2 separate regions of the Homo sapiens genome follow, and region 2 is linked to region 1. The links are chromatin contacts, found by Hi-C or POLR2A ChIA-PET in ENCODE. All regions are on one chromosome and are shown on one strand. The core of a region is the stretch at or near the end of the contact, and the rest is flanking DNA. Distances in the headings are between cores, read along the strand shown.

Region 1 (6,800 bases), core at 1,007-3,506:
AAGGTCTCTTGGATGAAGGGACCCTTGAGCAGAGGCCTGAATGAAATGAGTGCATGGACTCTGCTGTCATCTGGAGGAAGGACATTCCAGGCAGAGGAAGAGCACGTGCAAAGGCCCTGAGGTGGGAACAGGCTTGGCAAGTTCTGGGAATAGCAAGGAGGCAGCAGAGGGGAAGGGTGGGAGGAGAGGAGTTGGAGAGAAACAGAGGCCAGGGTGTGCAGGGCCTGAATGAAGCCCATTGTGAGGAGTTCTTCTTGTTTTTTCCTTTTCTTTCCAAACACGGTCTCACTCCCATTGCCCAGGCTGGAGTGCAGTGGCAGGATGTCAGCTCGCTGCAGCCTCGACTTCCAAGGCTCAGGGCATCCTCCTGCCTCAGCCTCCGAGTAACTGGGACTACCGGCATGAGCCACCATGCCTGGCTAATTTTTTTTTTTTTTTTTTTTTTAGTAGAGATGGGGTTTCACTGTGTTGCCCAGGCTGGTCTCGAACTTTTGGGCTCAAGTGATCCGCCTGCCTCAGCATCCCAAAGTGCTTGGATTACAGGCATGAGCAACTGTGCCCAGCCTGGCTTTTTTTCTTTTTTTTTCCCATGGTAGTGGGAGCCATTGGAGGGTTTTTAGCAGAGGGGTGACCTCATCAGACTCCTGATCAGGTGATCCAGGTGGACCACCTGGCTACTGTTGAGACTAGACTGTAGGGAACATGTGTGGAAGCAGGGAGATCCTAGGAGGCTCCCCCAGTAACACGAGCTGGAGGTGATGGGGGCTGGCCAGGGAGGAAGCACTGGAGGTGGGGAGAAATGGGAGTTGTACCTTGAAGGTGGAAGCAGCAGGACTTCCTGACTGCGGGGACCGGGGCAGAGGCTGGTGGGTGGCAAGGCTGTAGGGAGGTTTCAGTTTGAGCACGGGGAAGGATGAAGTGCCCACTACCTGAGGAGGGAAGACTGTGGGAGGCAGGCTCGGGGGAGAACAGTCAAGAATTTTCTTTTGGGCATGAGGTGTTTGAGGTGCAAGTGGAGACACAGGGCACGGTTGGAGATGAGCCTGGAGGTCAAAGGAGGGGAGGTGGGCTACAGACACAGCGGAGGGAGGGGTCAATGATCGAAACCACTTAAACACAGGCTCCATTTCAAGTCCCAGCTCTGTGGAGTTGCCCGACTAACCCCCTCACCAGCACGGTCGCATCCGCTAGTTGGTGATCCTACGGGGTTGGCGGGGATGGTCACACCCACTTTACAGCTGAGAAACAGAGCCTCACAGAGGTTAAGCGGCTTCTTCAGGTCCACGCAGTGAGCCCAGGGCTGAGTCTGAAAGAGATGCCGGACATTAGCAAGGACTAGGGGAGCCGCTGTGTCAGGATAAGTGGCAAGTGACAGACGAAGAGACTGTCAAGCTGGCTCTTACAAAACAAAGCAAAATAAACAGGCAATAGGAATATTATACTGGTTCATAGAACTGAAAATTCCAGGAATAGGGCCTGCTTCAGGCACAGATGGATCCGGGAGCTCAAATGATACCATCAGAAACTCCCTCTGCCCCTCATTCCAGTCTGATTTTCTCTGCTTTAGCTGCTTCTCGCGTAGGCTTTTCTGACCCTTTGTCATAAAGGGTCACCATCAACTTGGCTTTCATCCCATCAGCTTCCACCCTCTGTGAAAGAGAACACCTCTTGGCTGACAATGCAGTCATGGCCCCAGGATTGACTGTCACTGGGTAGCCTGGGTCATGAGCCCTCCCCTGGAACTTGAGGCGGGGTCAGCTCTCTCCCACACCACAAGGAGGGAACACGGGGAGGGGCGGCTCCTCACAAGAAAATCCAGATGTTGTTTTTGAAGGAGGGAAGAGAGGGAGCTGGGGGTGTCCAAACCACAGACAGCCATTGCGGAGGGTGGCAGCTACCCAGCTCTGCAGAATAGGGTGGGTATATAGACAAGCGGCTGCCTGAAGACAACTGTGGTGTCAGGGAGCACGGACTTCAGGTTCCTCCTCCTCTATGTCCTCTCTCTCTTCTGCCAGTCCATGGAAGTCACCCTGCTGGGTGAGGTAACAATGTCCTGCCCCAGGCATTCAGGGATCTGACTTCCCTTTTCCAGCTTGGGCTCTGGATCCCACCCTCCCCTCCAGCCACTCAGCCTCCTCACTCCTTCTGAATATGCCCTGCCCAGTCCAACCCCTGGGCCCTTGCTCATGCCATCTCCTCTCCCTGGAATGCCCTCTTTAGCATCTCCATGTATTGCAATCCTGCCAGCCTGCAAAGGGGGCAGCCCTGCACTGGAATTGGCTGCTTGCGGGCCTGTGTCTCCTCTCACCGTGAGCTCCTAGAGGGCAGGGGAAACACATGTTCTGTGTCCTCATCTCTTAGTTTGGGCAGGTGAGCAGGAAATATTGGCTGAATGAATGAATGATGAATGAATACATTATAATTGAATGATGAAAGAGAGAGGTGAGAGACGGAGGGAGGGGAGAGAAGGGCAGGGAGGACAATCCAGTTCGAATGTTACCTTCCTTGGGAGCATCCCCTGAATCCCATTTTCAAAGTCCGCTGTGATTTATTTCTCAGCACCAGTCATTTCTGGATGTGCCACCTCATCTCCCTGTCCTGTGATTCCAGGAAACATGTCTTAGTCGTCTCTTTTGCTCCTGCCTCCTCCTCCCCTCCTGTGCCCTCCCTGGCATGCTGTGCCTACAAGGGCTTAACGGCTGCTGACTTAAGAAGACTAAAGGCCTTGTAAACATACCAGTGTCCTCCGCTCTCAGGATGATCAGCATTTTCCTACTGAAATAGTGCAAGGCTCAGCTCCATTATTCTCGAGCAGGAGAACCTCAGGCATAAAAAGGAAGTGAGAAGGGTGGAAGAGGACAGGCTTGTGAGTTCTCCAGAGAAGAAGGGGACAGTGGTTGAGTGCCTGCTGTGTGTGGATGCTCCGTACACACTCGGAATTTATTTTCGCTAAAGCCCTGTGAGATGAGTATTGGTCTTCTAATTGCACAGGTGAAGAAACTGAGGCTCAAAGAGGTGGAATGACAAGATCAAGGTCACACAGCTGTTCAGAGACATGGCTGGAATTGTACCCCAGGCCCTAGGCAATGAATGGTATGCTAGTGGTAAACTGGCTCTCAAAAACAAAACAAAACAAAACAAAAGCCCCAATTTGTAGTGTTTGCCAATTCCTGTGGTGTAAATACTCCCCACCAAGGCCATTTTCAAGCTACCAACACGGGCCTGTAAAATTCCCAAATATTTCACAATTGCCTCGTACAAGCTGGTAGCAGCCCAGGCCAGCCATGTCCAGCACGCCACTGATAGTCTGTCTGACCCCATAGCGAGGCTTCTTCCCACCGTCCTGGAAGAGGTGGGGGGTGGAAGGACTGGATGATGTTGCTGCGATGTTGCTGCTGCTGGACAGAGGGAGGTGCCGGGGATGGAGGTGGGGTGGGGACCTCCACCAGCCTCAAGCGTTCCTGTGCTGCTCTGTATCTTGCTGGCTCCCCGTCCCTCTGCCTCTGCAGCAACTTCTCGGCTACTTCCGAAGCTTCCCTGCACCAGGTCTCCATCTTAGATGCCCTCTCTGCTAGGTCTCTCCTTCTTCTGGTTCTTCATCCTCGTGCTGTGTTTTCCCTCCCATTTCTATCTGCAGGTTTCTCTATCGTTTCTTTTCGTGAACTCTTCCTCCCTCTCAGGAAACATTTCAAAGTCTGTTTAAAAAACAACACAGAGACTGAATTTACAGGTTTTTTTCCTCTCTTCTTGAGAACAGGACGTGAGAAGGCCAGGTTGAATTTCCTGTGTGAAATGGTGTGTGGGCTTTCTGAGCAAAACAAGGGTCAGGCTGTGGTCCTAAAGGAGCCGATGCCAAGGTCACCTGGAATCCAGTCTCCGGCAGTGCAGCCCTCCGGGATGCCCAGGCCACTCCTGCCCTCCCTGGGGATGAGTTTTCCAGACGTGTGCTGGGGAGAGAGCTGGGACGGGCACAGAATGTTCTACCACACACCACAGTCGCGCCCCATTTATCCAGGTCCTCACCGCAGGGCCAGAGGTCCCCCACCCCCCTCCCAGCCCCTAAGTCCAGGCCCTGCTCCACCTCCTCCTGCTGTGGGTATTAGCTGGGGCAAGTCACTGTGCCTCTGTGAGCCTCAGTTTCCTCATCTGTGAAATGGGGATGATGAAGCCGACTTGGGGGTCTTGCCAGGGGGACTACATGTAGATAACACACCTAGCAGAACGCCTGGTAAGTAGGCAGTATTGAGATAACCTTAGACCAGCAGGGAGCGGGTGGAGAGGCAGAAGAAAGGGAAGCGTTCCCTATAAATGCTAACTGAGGTCTTCTCCCATTATATGGCAAAACCGTGATGAATTGAATTTCTCTTGATGGAAACTTCCAATCATTAGCTGTGGGGTCTTAGATGAGTTAACCTATTTGTGCCTTAGTTTCCTAATCTATAAGACAGAGTTTATAATAGGACCTACCACATAGGAGTATTGCACGAATTAAATGAGTTAATAGATGAAACGTGCTTAGGACAATGCCTAGCACATAGTAAGTGCTTAATCAATGTCAGCTATTATTATTATCAGTTATTCAAACGATTCTAATAGCCATTCAGCAGGAGAACATGTAATAATTCTCAGTTAAATTCAAGGAGGCCTCTGATGGGGACACTTGCCATACATTTTGCTCCAAGACATCATGATTAAGGCGTTTTAACCTCCTATGCTGCCCTGGTGTTCTCACCGGTGACATGGGCTAGAACAGTCCCCGCTTGATAGTGAGCATCTGGGCGTGGGCATCCCTAGGCAGTGCTTAGAAACCATGGCAGGGATTATGTACTTTCTTGTCCCAGGCTCGAATTCCACAGGTGGGGGATGCACAGGGCTTTGTCCCTCTGTGGGCATCAGGGCCTGGAGGTCAAGTCCCTGGGGCTCTGGGACCTGCTGCAGCCCCATCTCCGGGTGGCACCTAACCCAGATGGGACACTGCGGCTTCCCACCCCTTGGTCAAGGTGATTGGTTGATTGGTTTGTGAAGGGACATATGACCCAAGCTGGACCGAGGGGAGCCTGGCCTTCCTTGAGCGTGGGTCGCATGCTGGGTGCTGTTGCAGATGAGCTTGTGCATGACTGTGGACCCTTCGCAGCATTGCTCTCCCCATGATATAGATGAGGAAACAGGAGTCAAGAAGCCTGATTCCAGCTCCTGGTTCTGCCACTGACTCACCGTGAACTTGAGGAAGCCCTTCCATTTACTCAACAGACCGTTGTTAAGCGTGGATGCTGGGGAGTCATCATGGCCCCAACATGGAAGCCTCACTGCGTCTCTCTGATCACATCTGAGATAAATGCTTACTCCCATCTCACAGGCAGGAAAACGGAGGCACCAAAAGTTCACAGGGCCAGTAAGTGCTGCAATTGGAACCCAGCCGTCTGCTTCACTGTCTATGCTCTTGAACTGCTGACCATCCCACCCCTCCTAGCAGGGATGGGGTGTCCTCACTGAGCAAGGGTGGTAAGGGTGCTGGCCTTGGCCCCACTCCCCAGCTTCCTGGTTGGCTCTGGTCTTAAGGAAGCACAATGGGAATCCCAGCTCTGAGCTCACTCACATGAGACCCTGGGCAGGTCAATGGTCCTCTCTGAGCCTCAGTTTTCCCAGTTATGGAGAGATGGGTTCTGGTGCTCCAAGCTTTTTGCACCTTCTGGGAGTGCGTGGGCTCTTAGCAACCCTCCGCCCCCCACCCCTGACCCCAAGGTGTCCATTCCTCCCCCCTCCAAACTGTGACCCCTCCTCTGGCGACTCGCACTTAGAACCAGCAGGCTGCCTATCTCCTGGCCTCGCTCCTCTAATGGGGTAAGCAGGCAGTCTGGGTGGGCAGGATCTAGAGGTCCTGGGTTGGTATAGATCCACTGCCCACCAGCCACACAAGGCTGTCTGGCAAGGGGCAGAGCTGTTTCTATTGATCTGCACTGTCAGCACAGGGAAAGCAGTTGTTTTCTTCCCAATCTGAAATCAATGAGACCCAGCCCAGCAGATGGGGGCAGAGGGTTTGGAGCCAGGAAATAGTTCCCCTTGAGTTTTAGAAACACAGGCCAGGGCAGATCAGACTGGGCTTCCTTTGAGAGTCAGCTGGCAAGGTGGGGCTGCAGAGCATGCTGGGAAGAGGCCCGGGCCAGGGGCCCCTTCCCGGCTCAGGGCGCACCGAGATGCTCCGTGCTTCAGCTCATGGCTGTCCCCCTCCAGCCCTGGACTCTGAACCTGATGCATGGCCTGGTGGTACAGGCCTGACATCCCTGGGCTGGGTCATCAATCTGGTTCTAGCCCCTCCTCGGACATTGATCTGCTGGGTAGACTAGGGAAAGTCTCTGTCCCCAGGTGTCAAAGGATGAGGTCAGACCAATGGTCAGTAAGGACAGTCCAGCTCTGCCCTGAAGGGTGATGGTGACAATATTTCCTCCTGTCTGGGCATGTTGCGCCCCCATCCCCCAAGTGATGGCTCATGGGGTAGGCATGGCTCTTGGGGGGCCCATTTCACACCCTAGCCCCTGACATCCCAGTGTCAATTACTGCCCCTTCCCACACACATCTACCCTCTCCTGGCAAAGCTCTTTTCCAAAGACCTCATGATATGCCCACCCCATCCCACACACATCCCCAGGGCCTGCCTGTCTCCCAAGGAGGCTGCAGCTCCCCACGGGGCCAGGAAAGGGGCCCTGCATCTTTGGCCTTCTCTGTGGGGGCAGGGCTGTCCACCAGGAGGAGACCTCATTTGCTGGGCCCACAGACAGGGGCCGTACAATGGCCCCTGGAGC
Region 2 (6,662 bases), core at 349-2,848, 110 kb after region 1:
TGGGCTCTGTAGGGAGTACAGAGAAACCCCAACTCCAACACACACACACACACACACACACACACACACACACACAGCTCAGGGCACAGGTAGACACGGAGCCACATAGCCACAGGAGGACATCAACACACATACACTGAGTACGTACTGTAGACCAGGCGCTGAGGCACTAGCAGAATTTGGATAAGTAGAGAAGAAGGTGGCAGAAACACATAACCTGCATTTCAAGGGTAATACAAGATCTAGCTGCCTAGCTGGAGGGGGACATCTTCATTCATTCATTCGTTGTACCAATATTTATCAGGCACTCTTCTAAGGGATACAGCTGAAGAGATCTGGGGCCATAGAAAGGTGGGCTTCCACCCCAGGTGAGCACTTTAATGGGCCTGTGGAGCCCCAGCAAGTTGCTGAGCCGTGGACTGGCAGGAGCAGTGCCCAAGTCTGGGCTGCACCTGAGCAGGGCCCCAGCCAGCTCTTCCCAGTCACAGGCAGGGGCTGGCTTCACCTTGGGCTTCAGGGCAGTTCCCACCCAAAAGTGCAGCCCCTCTGCAGTGCCCTGGGCTCAGCTAAGACTGGCTCCTGGCTGTAAGAACATCGGCCTCTTCCCCTCCATTGGGGTTGAGTGGGCAGAGCGGTTGGCCTCAGCACATGATCATTCCTTGCCTATTCACTCATCATCCCAATTAGTGAGCTGGTGGGAGCTGCCCCCTCATTTCCACAATGATCTATCTGCACGTGCCTAATCCCAGGAGCTGAGCCAAGAGAAAAAGTGATAGCAAGGTCTTGAGACTTCTCTGAAGGGGCTGGGCTGGGGTGTTTTGGGGTAGAGCCACTGAAATTGACGGGTCCAGGGAGGACCTATGGAGACCCAAATTTGAAATCTGGTGCCTATGTCAGGAAACAGGACAAAAGCTGGTGGATTAATGACAGCATTTCACATCAAGGCTCACAGAGTTGAGCATTCTCAGACCAAAGAGTCCATCTTTTCTCCATACACAAGGCGAGGGGAAGCAGGGAGAAATACAAGAAAACAATCACAAACCAAAGCTGAGGCCAGCAGGGACAAGGCACCGCAGCGTGTTTTTGGCTGCTTCTTTCTTCTCTGTCTTCTCCTGGCAGAGTGCAGCTTCCCCTTTGCTGACCAGACAGCACTGACCATCGGCCTCGAGAGATCTGGACTCCTTTAGCCCAAGTCGCTTCTAGTTGCTGTTGACACATTCACCACCTGCTTCCTGCTCTGCCAGAGCCACTCCAGGGAGGGCGTGATGGGGAAGAAGAGCTCTGGTCCCTCCTGTCTGCACGCAGTCCCAGGTCAGAGACAGCTGCGGTCACAGCCTCTTCCCCTCCTCTCTCTGCATGCAGCCACCCCCTGCCTCCTGTCACTAGCTCAGCTCAAAGGGCACCTCACAAAACAAGCCCCGGTGTGCACAGGGACATACGTGCACCCAAGATGTTCACCACAGCATTGCTTTAGCAGAATTCATCAGGTCAGTACAACAAAAGATCACACATTAAACATAAGACAGTCAGAGAGTGGGAAGTTGTTTATAATACACTAAGTCAGTGGTTCACGAATTTGCAGAGCAGCAGAACAATCTGGAGGGTTTGTTAAAACACAGACCACTGGACCCCACCCCCAGAGTCTCTGAGGTTTGGGGTTGAGAGGGAAAGCAAGAATTTGCACTTCTGACAAGCTCCCGGGTGATACGGATGTTGCTGTCAAGGGTCACACTTTGAGAGCCACTACATTAAGTAATAAAGAAAATTCAAAAATATATGCAACCTGATATCATTGTGGTTATGTGTAAATAAATGATTAAGATACTGGTGGGGCACAGTGACTCACACCTGTAATCCCAGTACTTTGGGAAACTGAGGCAGATGGATCACCTGAGATCAGGAATTAAAGACCAGCCTGGTCAACATGGTGAAACCCTGTCTCTACTAAAAATATAAAAATTAGCTGGGTGTGGTGGCACACGCCTGTAGTCCCAGCTACTCTGGAGGCTGAGGCAGGAGAATCGCTTTAACCAGGGAGGTGGAGGTGGCAGTGAGCTGAGGTCACACCACTGCACTCCAGCCTGGGCGACAGAGCAAGACAATGTCTCAAAAAAAGAAAAAAAAGATACTATCAGTCACTGTCTCTGTGTAATGACATCGATTCGAGGCTTTTTATCATTTTATTTTTTTTTCTGAAAAAAAGTTGTCTGCAGTAAACACAGTTATTTTTGTAATGAGAGAAAAATATTTAGGCACTTCCTTCATGACACCTCCCCAGGCATCCCCAGAGAGAAGTAACTGCCCCTCCCATCTCCCCCTTTCTGCTGGTGTCCTGCGGAGCTCTCCCTTCTGCCTTGTGTGGGTTAAGCTGTCCCCACACCTGTCCCCATCAATAGGCAGGAAATGCCTTACACAGGAACTCTAGCTCAGGCACCTCCCTGTCCCCACACAGGGCCTGGCATAGCGCATCTTTCTCCATCCAAAGCCAGTGGGAACTCACAAAGTGGGGTGGAGGTCATAAAACGAACGTGGACTCCCCAGTCCAGTGGCCTGGGACAAGCCTGAATTCTGCCACTGCTTGGCTTTGAGCTGTTTGGTCCCAACTATGGGTTCTGGGTTCTGGAATGGCCTAGCCTGCCCCCACTGGCCACCAGCTTGGCCTTCATAGCACCCAAAACCATAGCACCACCCCAGTTGGCTCCACATCAAAGGCCCTCCCCCACCAGGAAGCATTCTGGTTACCAAAATGGTCATTGGTGATGGCACCATTGTCCAGAGAGTCCCTGCAGGCCTGGAGATGCATTCCTTCAGGCCCAAAGACATGACTAGAAAACTGCACAATTGTCCTAACTCCAACACTTACCAGTAGCATGACCCTATATAAATAAACTTGCTATCTCTGCATCTTTATTTACCCACTTGTCCCATAATAAGGTTGCATTAGAGAAGTGACACTCACACTGCCCCCTCCTCAACCTCCCCCTGACAGACATGATTAATCAATCACATTATCCTATCTCCCTGAGCCAGGAAGCAGCCTCAGAATTTTCTTAACGCTAATTTCCAAGCATAGTTCTCCAATGCAAGCAAACCTTCAAGATAAAAGTTATTAAAATTAATTAATTGATTTTTTAAAAATATAAAAGCCATTTGCCATTGCTGACCTATATTATTCCCTGTTTCCCTGAAACCTAGAACAATGCTCAGCAGAGTAGCCATAGTCAATCTTCGTTCAATGAATCTACATGGATACACACCAGCTGTCACCGGTTATTATGAAAGGGAAATCTTTGGTAGCCACCAACCATCCTGTGCAAACTCCAGACCAACTACTTCCTCCTTCCAGGATCCCTGACCATTGAGTTGGCGCCCTCTGCTGTCCGTTGGCTGGTACTGCAAAGGACTGTCCATTCTCAGCCCTAAGGAACTGTGAAAATTGAGCAGAGAACGATGCCAGCCATTGACCTCGTAGTAAACAGACCCAAACTTCCTCATCATGATGACCTCCTGGGGTGGCTTTGGATGCAGTCGGCTGCAAGCCCCGCCAGACACCATGCACGTGAGTATCATTTAGTCTCTTTGAGCTTTGTTTTATCCTCCTCCCCTCTCCTTCCTGTGTCATCCGCAGAACTGAGGGCCCTCTGTTCCAATTCTCTCACTCCACAGCTGATAGGATTGAGGCCAAGTGAGGAGAGGGGATCAGTTCAAGGTCTCACACACCACTCAAACCAGAACTCGGGTCCCCATACTCCCAGCTCTGGGCTCATTGACACACCAGGTTGCCTTCCTCTTCTCTAACAGGTGGGACAGGACAGGCACAGTGGCTCACGCCTGTAATCCCAGCACTATGGGAGGCCGAGGTGGGTGGATCATGAGGTCAGGAGTTTGACACCAGCCTGGCCAACATGGTGAAACCCTGTCTCTACTAAAAATACAAAAATTAGCCAGGCATGGTGGCACACACCTGTAATTCCAGCTGCTCAGGAGGCTGAGGCAGGAGAATTGCTTGAACCTGGGAGGTGGAGATTGCAGCGAGCTGAGATCACGCTATTGCACTTCAGCCTGGGCGACAGAGCAAGACTCTGTCCCCCAAAAGAATCAGATAGGAAAGAAACTGCCCTGGGCTTGGAGTCCTTGCGTTCTCCAAGGGCTTCACCCACTTGCCGCGGGGTGGGGGACGGGGGGTGAGTTCTGCCTGGAGCTAAGGAGTTAGAGGGCCCCAGTTCAAACTCTCTGGCATCTTCTCGACATCTCTTTACCAAGATCTGCCTCATTTGGCCTCTACCCATCTCTCTGATGTCATCTCCCCACCCTTGCCCCCCATTCACTCTGCTCCAGCCATAACGGATGGCCTCGTTCCAACCTCAGGGCTCTTGCACTTGCTGTGGCCTTTTGTGGAACCTCCTGTCCCCAGATCTTCGCATGACTGAGTCCATCCTGTTTTTCCTCAAATGTCGTCTCTGCTGAGAAGCCTTCCTCCACCACCTGAAGGAAGTCCTCCCTCCCACCCCCACAGAGGTTTTGTCTGTGTCCTAGCCCCCAGCACTTGCATGGGCACTCAGCAGGCACTCAACTAACAGTTGTTGATTAGATGAGTAAATTAGGGGCTTGAAAGGGAGACACGAGGAGAGTCCTAGAAAGGGAGTCAGGGGTGAAAGACGTGAGTTGAAGGCCACCTCCACTGCTGGGTGACCCCAGGCAAGTCACAACCTCTCTGAGCCTCAAATTTTCCAATTCCATGGTCTGTTCATGCCTGGACAGCCTGAGACTCTCTGATCAGGGAGACTTCAGAGCCTACCCCAGAATGCAGGCCCCTCAGACCTAGTGAGGGGGGATGGTGGGCTTCTCCTTCCTCCCCTCTCTATGGTCCCCTCCACTAGTTTCAGGTCCAAACCCCTCAGGGAAGGGACAGAGGAAGCCAAGACGAATGGGCATCCCCACTCCCCAAGGGCAGGCAGCCCACATGAGGCCTCTAGGATAATTACAGCCAGCTGGGCTGCCTCTACCCCCTACCCCAGCTCCCTGCTCCCTGGAAGCTGGAGAAGCTCAGCAGCTGCCCACATGTGGTTATTTGAACAGGGAGTGGGAGAGGGAGCTGGCAGGTCCACTGCTGGGCCATGGTGCCAGCTGGGGCCAGCCCTGCCTGACAGCCTTGCTTGAGAACCCACGTGTACAGGCAGGGCCAGGAACGCTGAAGTGCTGGGGCTCAGCAACTTCCCTCCCAGGCTGAGGGGAGCAAGAGGCCACAGGCCTCAGGTCAGAGCCACATGTGGCTGTGGGCTGTTGTCAGCAGATCCCTGCACAGTGTAAAGCCACGCTGCAAGCTGGGAGTGAGCTGCTGACAGACGCAGGCCCACATGCCCTGAGGCTGAAAGGCAGGGATAGGAGCCAGGGCCAGACCCCCGAGGGGACTCTAGGGAGTTCAGATGGGGCTTCGCCATCAGGCCTGGGAGCCAGAGCCACGGCCAGCTGCTCTCTGCTCACGGGGAACGGGACGTCAAGATGAGCCAGGGTGGTCCCCCTCCCTGCATGAGGGGCTTCTCAATGATGGGGCATGTTGGATACCATGTTCCCAGCTTACCCCAGTAGAAACTGCCTTCAGGCAGGGAACCAACCTGGAAGGACTGAGTCACTGATTCATGCTGGGATGTCAATGACCAAGGGTAGATCTGAAGAGCTCTAGGTGTGAAGCTTCTGGGGTTCAGAGCCCTCCAACACATTATCCTAGGAAAACCTGGCAGAAAATGGAATGACTTGGTTTTGTGTTAAGTTCTGTGCGTGTGTGTGCGTGTGTGTGTGTGTGTCTGTGTCTGTGTAGATTAAGACAGAATTGTCTGACATCTTTTAAATGTCCCAAGAGATCCTCAGTCTCAACAAGTGCAAAACCAACTCAGAATCTACCCTTCATCCAAGCCAGTCTTCTCTACGGGGTCTCTCAGCACCCCCAGGTCAGCAGGCAGAAGCCCACGCCTCAGCCCCATCTCCATCTCCCATCCTTTGCTGATTCCCAGAGGTTTCCCCTCCTGAACACCTCTCGAGTTGACCACTTCTCTCCTAAATAGTGGCAACTGTGGGTTTCCCCATACAGACCTGCCCCCAGCATGCGTGTTGGGCCCCTAACTGAGCCACATGAGATGAAGACATTGACCAAGGTCACTTCTTTTTTTTTTTGAGATGGAGTTTTGCTCTGTCACCCTACCAAGGCAGCCCCTGCCCTCCTCTTTCTCTTGCTATTCCTGCTCCATCACTCTTAAGGGTAGGGTGTGGACACCACAGCCTGCACTTTCAAGCTCCAGCCGCATTCTTGCAAATGACAACTTCTTCACCACCCTCAGACCCAGGGGTCTATACCCCAGAAGCAGATCCTCCCCTAGGGGAATCGGAATGAGGAAGAGGCTCCTGAAGGAAGAGGGGTTGTGGGTAGAGGCCCCAAGAGGCAAATGCCCTTAGCCCATAGACTCTTCTTTCCATGGGGAGAGGCATGAGCCAAGGAGAGCCAGAGCAGGGCCCTCTAAAGTACAAAGCCCAGGGAAGGGTTCAAGGACAGGAATGTCCTCATCTCTGCTCGGACCTCCCCTGCCAATTTCGTCCCTATTAGAGGCAACCAAAGAGATCTTTTTAAAATCCAAGAGGATCATGTTACACTCCCCTGCTTTATTCCC

Evidence for each region. A loop is a pair of places that touch in the nucleus more often than their neighbours do. ChIA-PET counts read pairs that join two places held with the same protein, here RNA polymerase II (POLR2A). Pooled maps may share reads with other maps.
Region 2: a pooled map shows a loop between it and region 1 (2.4-fold over the local background). The contact joins two enhancer-like sites. A Hi-C loop is called at or near these places in 1 of 168 maps with a recorded cell type or tissue (endothelial cell of hepatic sinusoid) and 3 of 50 pooled maps. POLR2A ChIA-PET finds 5 or more read pairs at or near these places in 3 of 52 experiments (Panc1, activated naive CD8-positive, alpha-beta T cell and naive thymus-derived CD8-positive, alpha-beta T cell).

What each region holds. Positions count from the first base shown.
Region 1 is chr1:24,989,160-24,995,959 of GRCh38, forward strand. No RefSeq gene overlaps it. Among named protein-coding and RNA genes, the nearest start is that of MIR4425, 31 kb to the right of the region's middle. RefSeq lists an enhancer at 509-1,010. Within about 2 kb of position 2,257, at least 3 of the 41 ENCODE cell types and tissues checked have a DNase peak (open chromatin) inside an H3K27ac peak, as active enhancers do.
Region 2 is chr1:25,098,238-25,104,899 of GRCh38, forward strand. No RefSeq gene overlaps it. Among named protein-coding and RNA genes, the nearest start is that of LINC02793, 60 kb to the left of the region's middle. RefSeq lists a silencer at 5,158-5,227. Within about 2 kb of position 1,599, at least 4 of the 41 ENCODE cell types and tissues checked have a DNase peak (open chromatin) inside an H3K27ac peak, as active enhancers do.